Linked DNA regions of Homo sapiens: region 1 is linked to region 2. A link is a loop called in an ENCODE intact Hi-C map of the cell type or tissue named here. Cell type or tissue: CD4-positive, alpha-beta T cell. All regions are shown on one strand.

What was found. A loop is a pair of places that touch in the nucleus more often than their neighbours do. Peaks named below come from ENCODE experiments on the same cell type or tissue, not always from the same donor. Only the 100,000 strongest peaks of a DNase experiment are listed, where the experiment ranks them.
Region 1: it touches region 2 in a loop (3.0-fold over the local background); 25 of 110 quality-filtered maps call a loop at or near these places.

What each region holds. Positions count from the first base shown.
Region 1 is chr1:91,871,204-91,879,203 of GRCh38, forward strand. All of the region lies in intron 1 of TGFBR3 (transforming growth factor beta receptor 3), which reads right to left. Among named protein-coding and RNA genes, the nearest start is that of TGFBR3, 11 kb to the right of the region's middle. RefSeq lists an enhancer at 1,323-1,392. In CD4-positive, alpha-beta T cell, no CTCF peak of the experiment used is centred here; DNase peaks (open chromatin) are centred at 1,578 and 4,908.
Region 2 is chr1:91,514,182-91,522,181 of GRCh38, forward strand. It overlaps CDC7 (cell division cycle 7), which reads left to right. Exons shown (of 12, transcript NM_003503.4): 9 at 638-816; 10 at 1,613-1,695; 11 at 5,949-6,098. It overlaps LOC102723436 (a long non-coding RNA gene), which reads right to left. Exons shown (of 5, transcript XR_007066219.1): 5 at 4,352-4,494. Among named protein-coding and RNA genes, the nearest start is that of CDC7, 17 kb to the left of the region's middle. In CD4-positive, alpha-beta T cell, no CTCF peak of the experiment used is centred here; no DNase peak of the experiment used is centred here.

The DNA of each region.
Region 1 (8,000 bases), 360 kb after region 2:
GTGCCTATTACTAAGCCACTGTAGACATCAACCAGGCCCTGCATGGACACTCACTTTCTGGTGGTGGGTAGTCTGATGAGATCTGGCACAAGGGACAAATTATTTTGTTCTGAAACCAGGGTGGCAGGCCTTGATCAGCAGTTTTAGTTTACTTCATTCATTCACTCAACAAACATTTATTAGCGCCTACCCTGTCCTGGGCACTGTTCAGGGAGGTGGGCACATAGCAGCAAATTAAACACACTCCTGTTTTCACATAGGTTACCTTCTAAAGGTGGGGACAGACAAGACAACAAATAAATAATATGTCAAGGCATGAGAAGACCTAGGAAAGGAAAATAAAGCAGGTTAAGGAGAGAGAGTGATGACAGGAGGGATGCTATTTTAGACAGGGTGGTCAGAGAGGGCCTCCCAGACAAGGTAACATTTAAGCACAGAGGTAAGAGATAAAGCTATGACAATATCTAAAGGAAAAACCTCCCAGGCAGTGGGAATAGTGAGTGCAAAGGTCCTGAGGTAAGAGCATGCTTGGTTTGTCCTAGAAGCAGACTACAGTACAGCATAGTGGAAAGTGCGGGGCCCCCATAGCCTACCTGAGTTCAAATCCCCCACCTGCCTTTTCTAAGCAATATAATTTTGGGCAACTTACTTAAAGCTCCATGCCTGATCTATAAAGTAGAGATAATGATTCTACCTCCTTCATGGGATTGTTATGATGACTAACTAAATTAATAAATAAAGCACTTACTTCCTAGTATGTTGTTAGAATTCAGGAAATGGTAGCTTTGATTATTTTTAACTACTCACTGATAACTCAGCTCCATTCTAGACAATTTATTTTCAATGTGATACCTTTGAATCCCAGGGTGAATGACACTGCAGGCTTTGTACATGGCCAATAGCTTCCTCCTAAGCCTTTGCCTTTCTTGGCTGGGCTTCCTATCCCTGTAGGAACCATGCCGATGTTATCTCAATAAGAGCAGGAGGCAAATTCCTCTAACTTTACTATTACACTAATACAAATTATGTACTTCATTCCACATAATCCCTACCCATAAGAGTCTGACACTTCTTCAGAGCTGAATTTATTGCCCTGAGGATTTACGGTATTGGTTTCACAAGATGGGGTCCTGCCAATCCTGACTTCCCACTAGCATCATCAGCAGAAGCAAGCAGAAATTTCAGGGACAACCCCTTATCTTGAGAAGGGTTAAAACTTCACTTCGAAAGATGGTAATTTAATTTTAAAGAATCCGTTCTCCAATGTCCTTTTTGCCTAAAATTAAGATTTCTCTTCAAAGAAATTACAACATCAAAGCAAAACTCAAGAGTCATCTGGCCTAAAAGTCTCAAGACTGAGCACAGCCCCCAAGCAAGGCAGCTCTGGAAGGGACTGTGTAACCAGACAAGGGGATGGGCACAGAAACAAGGCAAGATGTCAGGGCTGCAAGGAAATTCTGCCCTGTTTCCCCCTGCCCTCTTCCCTAGCTCTTTTCTTTAACGTTGTGTTTGCTTTTCATCTTTGTAGCCTGCTGGGTTAAAGGGCAAACCACAGGCAGAGAGAAACCGCAGCAAGCCCATGCCTGTTAGAGGTAAAATGGGAGTCTTCCCAAACCACTTGTAAGGATGGGGGGACCCACAGGTGCTGCTTTGAGTCAGACATGAAAACGAGGTCAGTGTTCTAGTCCAACGAGTCTTAAATGAGGCTTTTTAAAAATCAGATTCTCCTTCCCCGAGATTGATGGTTTTCCCTTTTTTTGACGGGGTGGTGGGAGGGGGGGATAGGGTTTCACTCTGTCACTCAGGCTGGTGTGCAGTGGCATGATCATAGCTCACTGCAGCCTCGAACTCCTTGGCTCAAGCTATTCTCCCACCTCAACTACAGTCCCTTTAAGCAGGGACTACAGGTGTGCCCCACCACACCCAGCTGACTTTTTAAGATTTTTTTATGGAGATGGGGTCTCACTATGTTATCCAGGCTAATCTTGAATTCTTTGCCTCATATAATCCTCCTGCCTCAGCCTCCTAAAGCACTGGGATTATAGGGGTAAGCCATCACACCTGGCCAATTTTCCCTTCTTTTTTTTTTTTTTTTTTTTGAGATGGAGTCTCACTGTTTCCCAGGCTGTAGTGCAGTGGCACTATCTCAGATCACTGCAACCTCTCCCTCCCAGGTTTAAGCAATTCTCCTGCCTCTGCCTCCCAAGTAGCTGGGATTACAGGTGCCTGCCACCACGCCCAGCTAATTTTTGTATTTTTTTTTAGTAAAGATGGGGCTTTACCATGTTGGCCAGGCTGCTCTCAAACTCCTGTCCTCAAGTGACAGGAGTCCTCGAGACTCCTGTCCTCGGCCTCCAAAAGTGTTGGGATTATAGGCCTGAGCCAACACGCCTGGCCCAATTTTCCCTTTTTAATGCCCTGAGTGCACCTATAACTGGGGCTATAAGAAATCCATAAAATGGGCTGAGCGCTGTGGCTAACGCCTGTAATCCCAGCACTTTGGGAGGCCAAGGCGGGTGGATCACTTGAGATCAGAAATTCAAGACCAGGCTGGCCAACATGGTGAAACTCCGTCTCTACCAAAAATACAAAAAAAATTGGCTGGGCCTGATGGCATGTGCCTGTAATCCCAGCTACTTGGGAGGATGAGGCAGGAGAATGGCTTGAACCCGGGAGGCAGAGGTTGCAGTGAGCCAAGATTGTGCCACTGCACTCTAGCCTGGGTGACAGAGTGAGACCCTGCCACAAAAAAAAAAAAAAGAAATCCATAAAATGCTTCTTATTCATTTAATAATGTTTATCAAGTGCCTGCTTCATGCCAGGACTGTTCCAGGTGTGGGTATTCAACAGAGAACAAAACATAAAAATCCCTGCCCTGATGGAGCTTTCATTCTAGCTAAAGGAGACAGACTATAAACAAGATACATAATTATATATTATATAGAGACCAATGCTAAGAAAACAAAGCAGAAAAGGGAGAGACAAAGTATGTGTGTGGGGTTTTGGTTTGGTTTGTCTGTTTTGAGTAAGGACCTAACAGAAGCGAATTCTGTAGCTATTTGGGGAAAAACATTCCAAGCAAAGGAAACAGCACATGCAAAGGCCCTGAGACAGAGCGTATCTGGCGTGCTCAGGGACCAACAGTCAGGTGCGGCAGCTGGAGCAGATTGAGCAGCCTAGAGAGCACAAGAGGGAAGTCAACTGGGTCACCAGCATAAGAGTGGTGGGCTGGTTGGGCAGGGCTTTGCAGATCACTGTAAGAATTCTGGCTTTTATTCTGAGAAAGACAAGAATAAACAGTAGAGTGGTTTTTTGGTTTTTTGGTCACTCTGTCACCAGACTGGAGTGCAGTGGTGCAATCTCAGCTCACTGCAACCTCCGTCTCCTGGGTTCAAGCGATTCTCCTGCCTTAGCCTCCCGAGTAGCTGGGATTACAGGCGCCCACCACCATGCCAGGCTAATTTTTTTTTTAGTAGAGACGGGGTTTCACCATGCTGGCCAGGCTGGTCTCAAACTCCTGACTTTGTGATCCGCCTGCCTCAGCCTCCCAAAGTGCTGGGATTACAGGCGTGAGCCACTGCGCCCAGCCTAGAGTGTTTTAAGCAAGGGAATGAAGGAATCTGACTTAGGTTTTATCACAATCATTCTGGCTATTGGGTGGGAACTAGGCTGCAGAGGGGCAAGAAGAGAAACACTGCTCTCTGGTTGTTCTCATCTTTAGAGAAACTTAAGGAAGATTATTCTAAGCCCCACTGTAACCCTAAACTCTATGATTCTGAGTTGATTTTCTGTGTCTTTTCTATAGCTATAATTTATATCAACTGTAAGCCTGATCTTTCCCCAAAGCCATAACTGAAGTGGGCTGAAATGAAGAATTCCATTTGACAATATATCTATAAACCAGGCCCATGCTACACACCTAGAATACCAAGATGGTAAGACTCAATCCTGCTCTGGGGAATCTGCCGAAGGAAAAACAACATTCTCACGAGGCAGCAAGAGAAGCACCTGCCAGGAGGAGCCACATGAAGCCCCACTGGAGGAGCTGGCAGCAGTGAGAGCCTGGAAGAGTAAGCAGGAACCCCCATAGAGAAGGAGGGACATGGGAAATACAGAAGGTGACACTGTGGAGGCTGTGGACCACAGAGAAGTAATATGGTGGCTTTTGGACTGTAACAGAAAAATCTACAGAACAACCAGATGGCACTGTCCGATAGGCTGTTGGAAATATGGGTGTGAAAAAACAGGGAGCTGCTGATATTGAAGCACAGAAATATGAGCAACTCAATGTAGACTGAAAAGACAAGAAAAAGAAAAGAAGAGGGGAGAGGAGAGGAGGAAAGGAAAATGCAACCTTGGAAAATGTCAACCCATAGGGATCAAGCATTGAAAAGGAAGACTGGGCTGGGCACTGTGGCTCACGTCTATATTCCCAGCATTTTGGGAGGCTGAGGCAGGCAGATCACCTGAGGTCAGGAGTTCAAGACCAGCCTGGCCAACATGGCAAAACCTTGTCTCTACTAAAAATAGAAAAATTAGCTGGGCATGGTGGCGCACACCTGTAATCCCAGCTACTCGGGCGGGGGGGGGGGGTGGGAGTGTGCAGCTGAGGGAGGAGAATTGCTTGAACCCAGGAGGCGGAGACTGCAGTGAGCCAACGTCGTGCCAATGCACTCCAGCCTGGGCAACAGAGTGAGACTCCGTCTCAAAAAAAAAAAAAAAAAAAGAAAGAAAAAGAAACAAAATGGAAGACTGAAGAGACATCCGGAACATAAGAGGAAAACCAGGAGAACTCGTTTCAGGGAAACCAAGAAAAAAAATGGGGGAAAAAGGATAGTAAAGCAGCAAATGCAACTTTGCACTCCGTACTTCACACCTCTTCTAGCACCTCATGGGGGTGTGGTGGGGGTGTGGTGGGCGTGGGAGCCAGCAGCAGGCAGAAGAGTAAATGGGAGGTGAGAAGAAAAGCACCAAGAGCTAAAACACATTAGCCTCAGTGACAAGACTAAGAGTTATCAAAGATTATGCAGCATCAGGAAAGTCTTATTCAACACTCTGTGGAGGTGTAAGGTGTGAGAAACAGGAACTAAGACCTGCCGGGGCTGATCTTCTGGCAGTGGAAAGGAGATTTCTTAGTTAACACCTAGGTCTCACAGGACCACTAATCCTGAAACTAGCAGTAGGCATCCCGAAAGGCTAGTTGCTTCTGACAAGTGCTGAGGACAATATATTCACCCACACATCATCCAAATGCTAGGCTTCGCACCTCCATACCTTTCCCACACTAACATCCCTAGTTTTCTCCTCCAGCAGAATAATGCTAGGCAGCAGGGACTACATTTCAGTTCAAAGCATGGTAAAAAAATTCATATAACAAAAACCATAGCACCACTACCAGGTATGATGCTGTGAGCCCATAACCTGGGACCATTCAGGCAGGAAAAGGCTTTACCAAAAACACAAGCTGGGTCCCGGAACACTGGACCCAAACCCTTTCATGTCAGCAAAAACTGCCTAAATGCTCTTCTATTTGCTCTCTGAGAAACAAAAAGAAGCCGAAGGAGGAAAAGGCCTTTAATCCTAAAATTATTCTTAATTTCCAATACAGAGCATTTGAGAAAAATCTGAAAGCCAACAGAAAAACTAGCAGATTCTTTAAAATGTGTGTCTACAGTCCTTTCTCCTTTACCCTCTGCAAAAAAAAAAGCAACCCAACTCCCAAATGATCATTTTTCTTGGCTTAATTTCACTATTTTTTGTGATACATAATTGGAAACAGACTGCTTTTTCCTGGCTTTAGAGAACAGGATCTTCAGGGTTATAAGAGTTGCCAACTACAGAACCTCAACCTTAGCAAAATTTTTTTGCAAACCTCTTACCTATCTACCTACTTGAAATACATATTAACTCCAAAGAAAACACGTAAATCCCCTATTATTATGCAAAAGTGGATTTTCTCCCAACAAATTAGACACTCCTCTCCTTTTCCTAGCCTACCCATTGAAATCCTGCTCTGTGTTCAGCTATGTCCCATTCAAACATGACCAAAAGCCCTAACCAGCATGGTATCTAGATGGGATACTTTTTGGAAGCATTTTCTTTTTTCTTCATATTTTCTTTTTTTGTGTGTGTGGTGGGGGTAGGGACAAGGTCTCACTCTGTCACCCAGGCTGGAGTGCAGTGGTATGATCATGACTCACTGCAGCCTCGACCTCCTGGCTCAAGCCATCCTCCTGCCTCAGCCTCCTGAGAAGCTGGGACTACAGGCACACACCACCATGCCTGGCTAATTTTTAACTGACATTTTCAGGAATTTAGTAGAATTGGTTCTACAGGAAAGCTCCTTATTTAGCCCACACAGTGAATGAAATTAAAACCTGGAACGTCTTAGAGAACAACCACTCTAACAATGAAATAAAGATGCCACAAATTGAAAAAAGATATAAATATGGAAAAATGTGAAATGCAACAAGTAGGTCATCCTTCCCCTAGCTCCTGTGTCAAAAACATGATACATCCAATGGCTGTACAGCTATTGTAACGAATAATGAGTATGACAGCTTAAAAGCTCAAAGACAAGTGTCTTTACAAAATGGGCTGTTGGCATAAGTATTTTTTTCAGGATTCAGATGATTTATCACGAATACATAACAAGTAGCAATCTCTCTAAAGTCTCGAAAATAAGAAAATGAATAGGAATGTCTATTCAGAAATGCTTTGGCTAAAAGATAGACCAGCAATAGGAAACATGCCCATTTAGATCAGAAACTTCTCCCACACACATAGGGAAGACCTTACGCTGCAATGATGCAAAATGTATGTAATGAGTCAATGGTGCTTTCCCTCAAAGTTAAATTTAATTTGCCAGCCAACTGCACAAAATCTAATATAACAAAATGAGATACTTATTCTTTATGGAGACTCAGAAGAGTTTTGTTTTAAAGAAAAAACCATAAAAGAGATAACTCACAGCAACACAGTGAGTATCTTACAAAAGTACTCAGGGTACCACATGAACACAAGCCTTTGTGATTAGAATCTAAGTTTTTCACCTCAAATAACCTTCCAGAATGAAAAGAAAAAAAAAAAAAACACACATTCTGCTCCAGCAATTATCACACAGTTAGTTAATTATAAAATGAAATTTCCAAATAGTCTCCAGAGTATTTTTGCATCCAAGGACCAATATCACACTGTCAAAACAATAAATCACTAAAAATGCTAACAAAACGAATACTCCCAAAAGGGACCCTTTTCACTTGCCAGATGGAATTAAGTATTCATCAAGTTTCCATTAGCAAAATAGTATGATACAAATTTAAAAAGAAATCCAGAGTTCTACTAGACCCTCCACCTGGCCCATTTGATGTTCTCACCTATAAAAGGTAGTGAGTCATGCTTGTGAAACTGCAGACCTTCGCCCAAGGCAATCTGATCCACAGGAAAGCTCAAGGACTAGTATCTGTAAAGATCATTTTCTAAAGATCATTTTTCAAGGACTAATCAACTTAAATGTGTTTTTACAAATGATCCATCAGCAATTTTACACAAAAAACCTGACCTTCGGCATATACCAGAGAAATGAATTATGTGCCTGGAAGGACAGAAAAGCAGGTGTTTCGTCCTCCTGCAAACAACACCCAACTCCAAAGGCCCCCTTCACTAGGAGTCCAATGTCCAGAAAGTATACGCTTCTTTATAACCATTTTTTAAGTAAAGATAGAGCTAACATTTCAGACTTAATTCTAAATTATCTTGGCAACAGTTTAACATTAAAGTGGGCTTGCGGGCATGGTGGCTCACGCCTGTAATCCCTGCACTTTGGGAGGCTGAGGGGGAAAGATCACTTGAGGCCAGAAGTTCGAGACCAGCCTGGACAACATGGCAAAACCCTGTCTCTACTAAAAATACAAAAATTAGCCAGATGTGGTGGCCCCCGCCTGTAATCCCAGTTACTTGGGAGGCTGAGGCACAATAATCGCTTGAACCCAGGAGGCAGA
Region 2 (8,000 bases):
AGCATTTAGTCAAAACTTGTTTTCTCCAGTTTTTTTCTGAACTTTTCTGGTGGAATTTTTTCTCATTTTTGGTTAGCTATTACTGTCTTTCTCTAGAGGAACATTTAGAACATTAAGGGCTTTCTGTCATTGCTAGAGTGTGAGCTCCATACAGTTAGCTAACTATTCTGACACATAGTTGATAGTGTAAAGATGTTTGTAAAGTTAACAAAATCATCATCAATGTAGATGATTTCAGATTGACTTATGATATCTTGTGACAGCTAGACAGCATGAGCAACAAATTAAAACTGTGATTTTAGCCAACGTACTTGTGCAGTTTACAGTTCTGAAATGGAGTTAGACACTAGAACATAACTGTTTTATACTTCTGTAATATATCAGGAAAAGTTCTAATAAAGTATAACTCAAATATTGGCCAAGCTAGGACTAATTAGTAAATTTTAATATAAGGTGACTTTACAGAAAAACCCAAGAAGACCTTAAACATTTTAATAGACAACAGTTTATTTACAGTCCAATAGCCATTCAGCAGTTTTTAAAGTTATGCTTCCGCTATTGCTTTTTGCCATACTAGCATTTTAGGACATCATGTTTAATATCATGAAAATAGAAAAATGAGACTTTTCTTTTACAGCTCATGAAGCAGTCAAAGACTGTGGATGTACTGTCTAGAAAGTTAGCAACAAAAAAGAAGGCTATTTCTACAAAAGTTATGAATAGTGCTGTGATGAGGAAAACTGCCAGTTCTTGCCCAGCTAGCCTGACCTGTGACTGCTATGCAACAGATAAAGTTTGTAGTATTTGCCTTTCAAGGTAATGTGTTTTGATGGTGTTATAAAATCACCAGCATGCTGCCATTAGAAATTGCATTGACTTGGGTGGATAATTTTGTGAGTGCAAGGGATCAGTTCAGATCAGTGAACTGCAATGGGCCTTGATGCAGAGCAGTAGTATGTTGAAGAGCAAATGATAACAGTTTTCATATATTATTTATTTAATATGGATATACTCTGGAAAACACATTTGCTCTTATATGCAAATAAGTGGGACGGGGTGGCTTTTAGAAGCTTAGAATCACACATTTTGATTGCTGATGTAGTCTTTTCTGTTTTCTCTTTTTATTCCCGCTTATGTGGAGTAACCAGAACCAAATAGTAGAGCTCCTCTTTTACTCCCACCTCCAACTCTTTGACTCATAAATTTCTTCCTTTCCTTCAAGGCTTGGCTTTCATAAAGCCTTTCTTGATTAACTCAAATATATAAGTGTATCTGTGATCAATTACTCCAAACAAATGAATTTTTATACCTGTGAATTGCTATTGGGTTCTATTTTTTCTATTATGGCTCTTATTATCCACTACTGCTTTTTATTCTTGGAGGTTATTTTAAACCTTTCTGGAGTAAGTCCGGGGAACTAGTAGAGGGGGTAAAAAACAGAAGAAGAAAAATCTAGGATTTTTATCACACTAGATTATCATTTACTTTATAGTAACACTTATTATATAGGTATCAAGGCAAAATTTACTGTGAACTAAATTGATGAATGTTATTTTTTAGACTTACATAGTTCAACTTTAACATAACTAGAGAAATCTTATTTCATCATAAGGCGTCAGCAGGTTGCCCCTAGGGCAGGTACACCAGGATTCAGAGCACCAGAGGTCTTGACAAAGTGCCCCAATCAAACTACAGGTATGTTGTACTGGAAATACAGAACCTAGTTAAAATGGATTGTTCCAGACGTATTTTATTTTATGATCTTTGTCTATTTATAACTAATATTTGAGTTCTTCTGCTTTTAATTATGTAAGCAGTTCTTGCAGTGTGGCATTCCTATTTTTGAGCTAATGCTATTCTTTATGAAAGTTTTTAATCCTAATGTTGCCTCTCTTTTTTTGTTTAAACAGTTTATTCCATAGATTACATTTTGCGTATTTATTTACAAGATGATCTTACCATCTTGTAAATAAATACGCAAAATGTAATCTGTGGAATTTTGCTGACATCACCTTTGTGGGGGAAAAAATTATGTTTAATAGTTTTTGCCAGCCAAAGACTTAAAGCATTTTATTTGCTTGCTTAATACCTCAAAAGTTTCCTGTGATGTAGATATATTTGTGTTTGATTAAAATTACTTTTGTTATTATATAAACAATATAATAGCAGTTAGAAGGTTTTGAAAAAGAAAAATGTCTTCCGTAATCTAAAAACTTACCATGGAGCTGGAATCCAGGAAACATCTTGAATGAATAGATGAATCCTGCTATTCACTTGGATTATGGGCTTTGAAGAAATGTATTCATTCATTGAATGTCTGTTCTTGCTTGCTAATGATAACAAATAAATAAATGAGACCATCTGTTCACACTCTAGTCAGGACACCATCAAATAATTATAAAATAACCTGTTGAGTATGGTAATAAAACTTATTCAGGGTATTTAAGGAGTATCTAACTATCCTAACCCAAAGAGATTATGAAAGGCAATTCATGAAAGAAATGACCTCTTAGAATGTAAATTGGGCTGAGAAGTTAGCATAGAGGCATGAGCCAAGGAACTCAAGAAACAGCATACAGGAAACTAAAAAAGTTTCATTTTGGCCAGACGCGGTGGCTCATGCCTGTAATCCCAGCACTTTCGGAGGCTGAGATGGGCGGATCACCTGAGATCAGGAGTTTGAAACCAGCCTGACCAACATGGTGAAACCCCATCTCTACTAAAAATACAAAAATCAGCTGGGTGTGGTGGTGCGCACCTGTAATCCCAGCTACTCAGGAGGCTGAGGCAAGAGAATCACTTGAACGCAGGAGGCGGAAGTTGCAGTGAGCCAAGATCGCACCATTGCCCTCCAACCTGGGCGACAGCAAGACTTCATCTCAAAAAAAAAAGTCCAATTTTGCTAGAATATTAAGATGCAAGTTGAGGAATGGTGAGAGATAAACCTGGAATGAGGTAGACAAGGTCAGACCACAGTTGTTACAGTTTGGACTATATACTGTAGATATTGGAAAGTTAAGTGAAAAAAGTGACAATGGTATATCCTAGATGGATCATTCTGGCAGGCGTGCAAACAGATTAGCTTTTGGAGAGTGGTGGCATGAATTTGTCCGGGTGAGAGGATGAAAATGTGAATGAGGGTATTGGTAATAGGAATGAAAAGAAAAGTGAAGGGTTAGAAAGGCAGAGCTTGGTGGATAATTGGATGTAGAATTAGGGTGTGGTATGGTGAGGGAAAAAGGCATTCAGGATGTTTACCAGATTCCTAGCTTGGGAGACTTGGATGTGTACCAGTAACCAAGGTGGAGAGTAAAGGAGAAGTAACTGGTTTATAGGGGAAGGTAAGGTTAGTTTGGGGTATAATTGGTTTGAGGTATTTGTGGGACATCCAAATAGAGATTTCCAGCAGAATCAAAGTTAAGTCTGATGCTCAGCGAAGGAGCTGGGCTAGAAATACAGATGAATGTCATCATTATATAAATGACAGTTGAAGCCATGAAGTGGATGGACCAATCAGGGAGAGTATACAGAGGGAGAAGTTAAAACTCTGAGGAATATCCGTCAGCACTTAAGGCTTGGAGAAAACATTGAAGGAGCAGGCAGAGGTACCAAAGGAGCTAAGAAAGGCAAGTAGGGCCGGGCACAGTGGCTCATGCCTATAATACCAGCACTTTGGGAGGCCAAGGCAGGCAGATCACTAGGTCAGGAGTTCGAGATCAGCCTGGCCAATATGGCGAAATCCCGTCTCTACTAAAAAGTACAAAAAATTAGCAGGGCATGGTGGCACACACCTGTAGTTCCAGCTACTGGGGAGGCTGAGGCAGGAGAATTGAACCCGGGAGGCAGAGGTTACAGTGAGCCAAGATCGCACCATTGCACTCCAGCCTGAGCAACAGAGTGAGACTCAGTCTCAAAAAAAAAAAAAAAAAAAAAAAGGTGATACAGTAGCCCAAGGAACAGAGAGCAGATAACCTGGTGATACTAGGAAGTCAACAATTAAGAGAGATGTCAACTTTAAGAAAAAAAAAAAAGAGCTTTTTAACATCAAGTTGAGCTAGTCGTAATCTTTAACTACCAGAATTCAGAAGATTAAAGTTTCTATAGTGGGAATGTAAATTAGTACAACCACTATGGAAAACAATTTGGACGTTCCTCAAAAAACTAAAAATAGAGCTACTACATGATCCAACAATCCCACTGCTGGGTATATACCCAAAAGAAAGGAAATCAATGTACCGAAGAGGTATCTGCACTCCCATGTTTGTTGAAGCACTATTCATAATAGCCAAAATTTGAAAGCGACCTAAGTGTCCGTCAACAGATGAATGGATAAAGAAAATGTGGTACTTACACACAATGGAAGTACTATTCAGCCACGAAAAAGAAGATCTTGTCATTTGCAACAACATGGATGGAACTGGAGATCATTATGTCAGGTGAAATAAGCCAGGCACCGAAAGACAAGAGTTGCATGTTCTCACTAATTTGTGGGATCTAAAAATTAAAACAATTGAACCCATAGAGAGCAGAAAGATGGTTACCAGAGGCTGAGAAGGGTGGTGGGAGGGTGTGGGGGATGTGGGGACAGCTGATGGGTACAAAAAATAGTTATAAAGAATGAATTATCCAGCACTTTGGGAGGCCAAGGCAGGTGGATTGCTTGAGCTCAGGCACTCGAGACCAGCTTGGGCAACATGGTAGAACCCTATTTCTACCAAAAATACAAAAAAGTAGCTGGATGTGGTAGTGTGCATCTGTGGTCCCAGCTACTCAGGAGGCTGAGGTGGGAGGATCACTTGAGCCTGGGAGGCGGAGGTTGCAGTGAGCCGAGATCACACTACCACACTCTAGCCTGGGTAACAGAGCCAGACCCCATCTCGAAAAAAAAAAAAAAAGAATGAATTAAGACCTAGTATTTGATAGCACAGCAGGGGGATTATAGTCAGTAATTTAATTGTGCAGTTTAAAATAACTAAAAGAGTACTTTGAGGGGCTGAGGCAGGCAGATCACTTGAGCCCAGGAGCTTGAGACCAGCCTGGCCAATGTGGCAAAACCTCGTCTCTACTAAAAATACAAAAAAAAAAAAAAAAAAAAAAAAAAGAGCTGGGCATGGTGACATGCCTGTAATCCCAGCTACTCAAGAGGCTGAAGCATGAGAATTGCTTGAACCTGGGAGGCAGAGATTGCAGTGAGCTGAGACTGTGCCACTGCACTCTAGTCTGGGCCACAGAGGGAGACCTTGTCTCAAAAAGAAAAAAAGAAAAGAATATAATTGGATTGTTCGTAACACAAAGGATAAATGCTTGAGGGAATGGATACCCTGTTTTCCAGGATGTGATTATTACACACTGCATGCCTGTATCAAAACATCTTATATACCCCATCAATATATACACCTACTGTGTACTCAGAAAAATTAAAGTCTTCACAGTCACAAAAAAATAAAAAAGTAATTTTTTAAAAGTTTCTATAGCAGTAGTTGGTGCTAGTGTCAGCTGAAGAAGAGCTTCTAATGTTCATTACTTTTCACTAAAATGAAAGCACTTTGACCAGTATGGTATGTAATTCTCAAGGATCATTCAGATTTTTTCCCACATAGCTATTTTTGGATTCCTTTTGATCCTATAAAATGTGCGTTTACTTAGTGTTTCCTAGTGATTAAATATCCTTTTAAATTTACCAACACGTTGCTCAAGAAAGAAAACATATTTTGCAGTGAGGATTCTCAGTCCTGGTTGTACATTAAAATCACCTGAGGAACTTTTTTAAAACATTGATGCCTGAGCCCTACTTCAGAACTGTTCAATCAAAATCTTTGGGTCTGGGCATCTGAAATTTTTAAGGCTCCCAAGGTGATTCTAATGCATAATAAATGTTGAGGACTATTGATTTAGATGATAAAATTATAGATTTGAAATTTATTTTTAAAATTTGTCTTCTGTTGCAGCAATTGACATGTGGTCTGCAGGTGTCATATTTCTTTCTTTGCTTAGTGGACGATATCCATTTTATAAAGCAAGTGATGATTTAACTGCTTTGGCCCAAATTATGACAATTAGGGGATCCAGAGAAACTATCCAAGCTGCTAAAACTTTTGGTAAGCAGTTTTGTATTATAGAACCAAACAAAATGCCTTTGATTATCTCCTACAAATCACTTAATAAATTATTGTGAAATTTTCTTTACAAATAAACATTCAGTCTTGATAAAGTTCTCTAATATTAAGTAGAAAATTCTTCAGTTGCTTGAAAATAAATTTATCACCTCTCTATACATATAATCATTTAATCTTATTAAGCACAAAGTAATACACTGTTGCAGTATTTAAAGTTTACCTTTATAATTTTATAAGAATAAGGAGTAAAATCTTAACTCCTTTTAGTTATGGTTTGACTTTTATTACATAAATTTACCTTTTATTAAAGGCATGTTTTACTTTGTAATATGTTTTACTTTTTTATTGTCTTTTAAACATCAGATGCACTATGTCTTGGTACTTAGAGTGTCCTTGCCTTAAATGATCTTAGGCTATACTAACAAGTAAACAGTTAATTATTAATACAGTGTAATAAGGACTAGGGAAGAGAATGGAAATGTGTGTTGTCAGGTTGTGTAGGTTTACGGTAGCAGAGAAGCAGAATGCATAGAAGGCCTTAACTGATGGGATATTATTGTAAGCATATATTGGACTTGGATGTCATCTCCTTAGCCACGCAAGTTCTTCAAGACTGGGATGTGCAGTGTACTTCATAGGGCACATAAGAATTATCTCAGCCTTGCTCTGGCCAACAATCTGAACTCAAGTGCCCATTTAATGTTTATTTTCCACGCTCAGTTATAGTTAATACTTTCCAAGGAATAAGTGGGATTGACTCAGCTTACTACCATACAATACAGAACACCTCAGGAGACAAAGTTTCAGCCAGCCTACCTCAAGAGTAGCTGGGCTGTCTTGTGCTCAACCCCAGGATCAGTGGGTCTTAACCAGAGTTGCATGTCAGAATTATCTGAGAATCTTTAAGAAATACATATGCCTGCCCACTCAGCCTATTCTTGGAAAATATGATTCAGAAAAACAAGATACTTAGGAAGGCTCCAGCCTTGTTAGTTTGAAAAAGCAAGTGATTCTGACTAAGAAACTATGGGTGTTTAAGAACCACTGCAAAAATTACTGCCCTTGCTTATGCACTAGTGCTATAGTCTAATCTACAAGAAAAACTTAGTGGTGGTTGTGAAGAAAGCCTCATCTTAATAGAGGCTTGCCAAAATATGTTTCTACAGTAAAGTCAGTCCACGATTTGTAACTATCTTGTACTTATTGTAAGAAAATTTTATTTGAAGATAATAGGATGAAATAATACAAGGGAAAAAAAGTGACCATGAGTGGAAAGCAAGATTGATATCTTAGAAATGGCATTCTTACATAATAATATAACAAGTATGTTTATTCTCAACTGAGAAAACTTTCATCTACTATTGAATAACTTCGTGAGAGGTTTATGAACATGAAGTTTATCAGCCAATACCAACATATTTTATTGAAGAGCTTGAATCTCCCCCATTGTAATCCAAGTTATAATCAGGGCCAACAATGGAAATACAACATCTGACCCAAAAATACTCTAGATCAAGTGCCATGATAGCAAGCAAGAGCTTTTAGAGATTTATCATTGTAATACTTCTCATATTAAAAAAAAAATAGGGCCAGCCGTGGTGACTCACACCTGTAATCCCAGCACTTTGAGAGGCTTAGGTGGGCAGATCATGAGGTCAGGAGACCGAGACCATCCTGGCCAACGTGGTGAAACCCCATCTCTATTAAAAACACAAAAATTAGTTGGGCATGGTAGCATGCACTTGTAGTCCCAGCTACTCGGGAGGCTGAGGCAGGAGAACCAGCTGAACCTGGGAGATGGAGGTTGCAGTGAGCCAAGATTGCACCACTGCACTCCAGCCTGACGACAGAGCAAGACTCTGTCTCAAAAAAACAAATAATAAA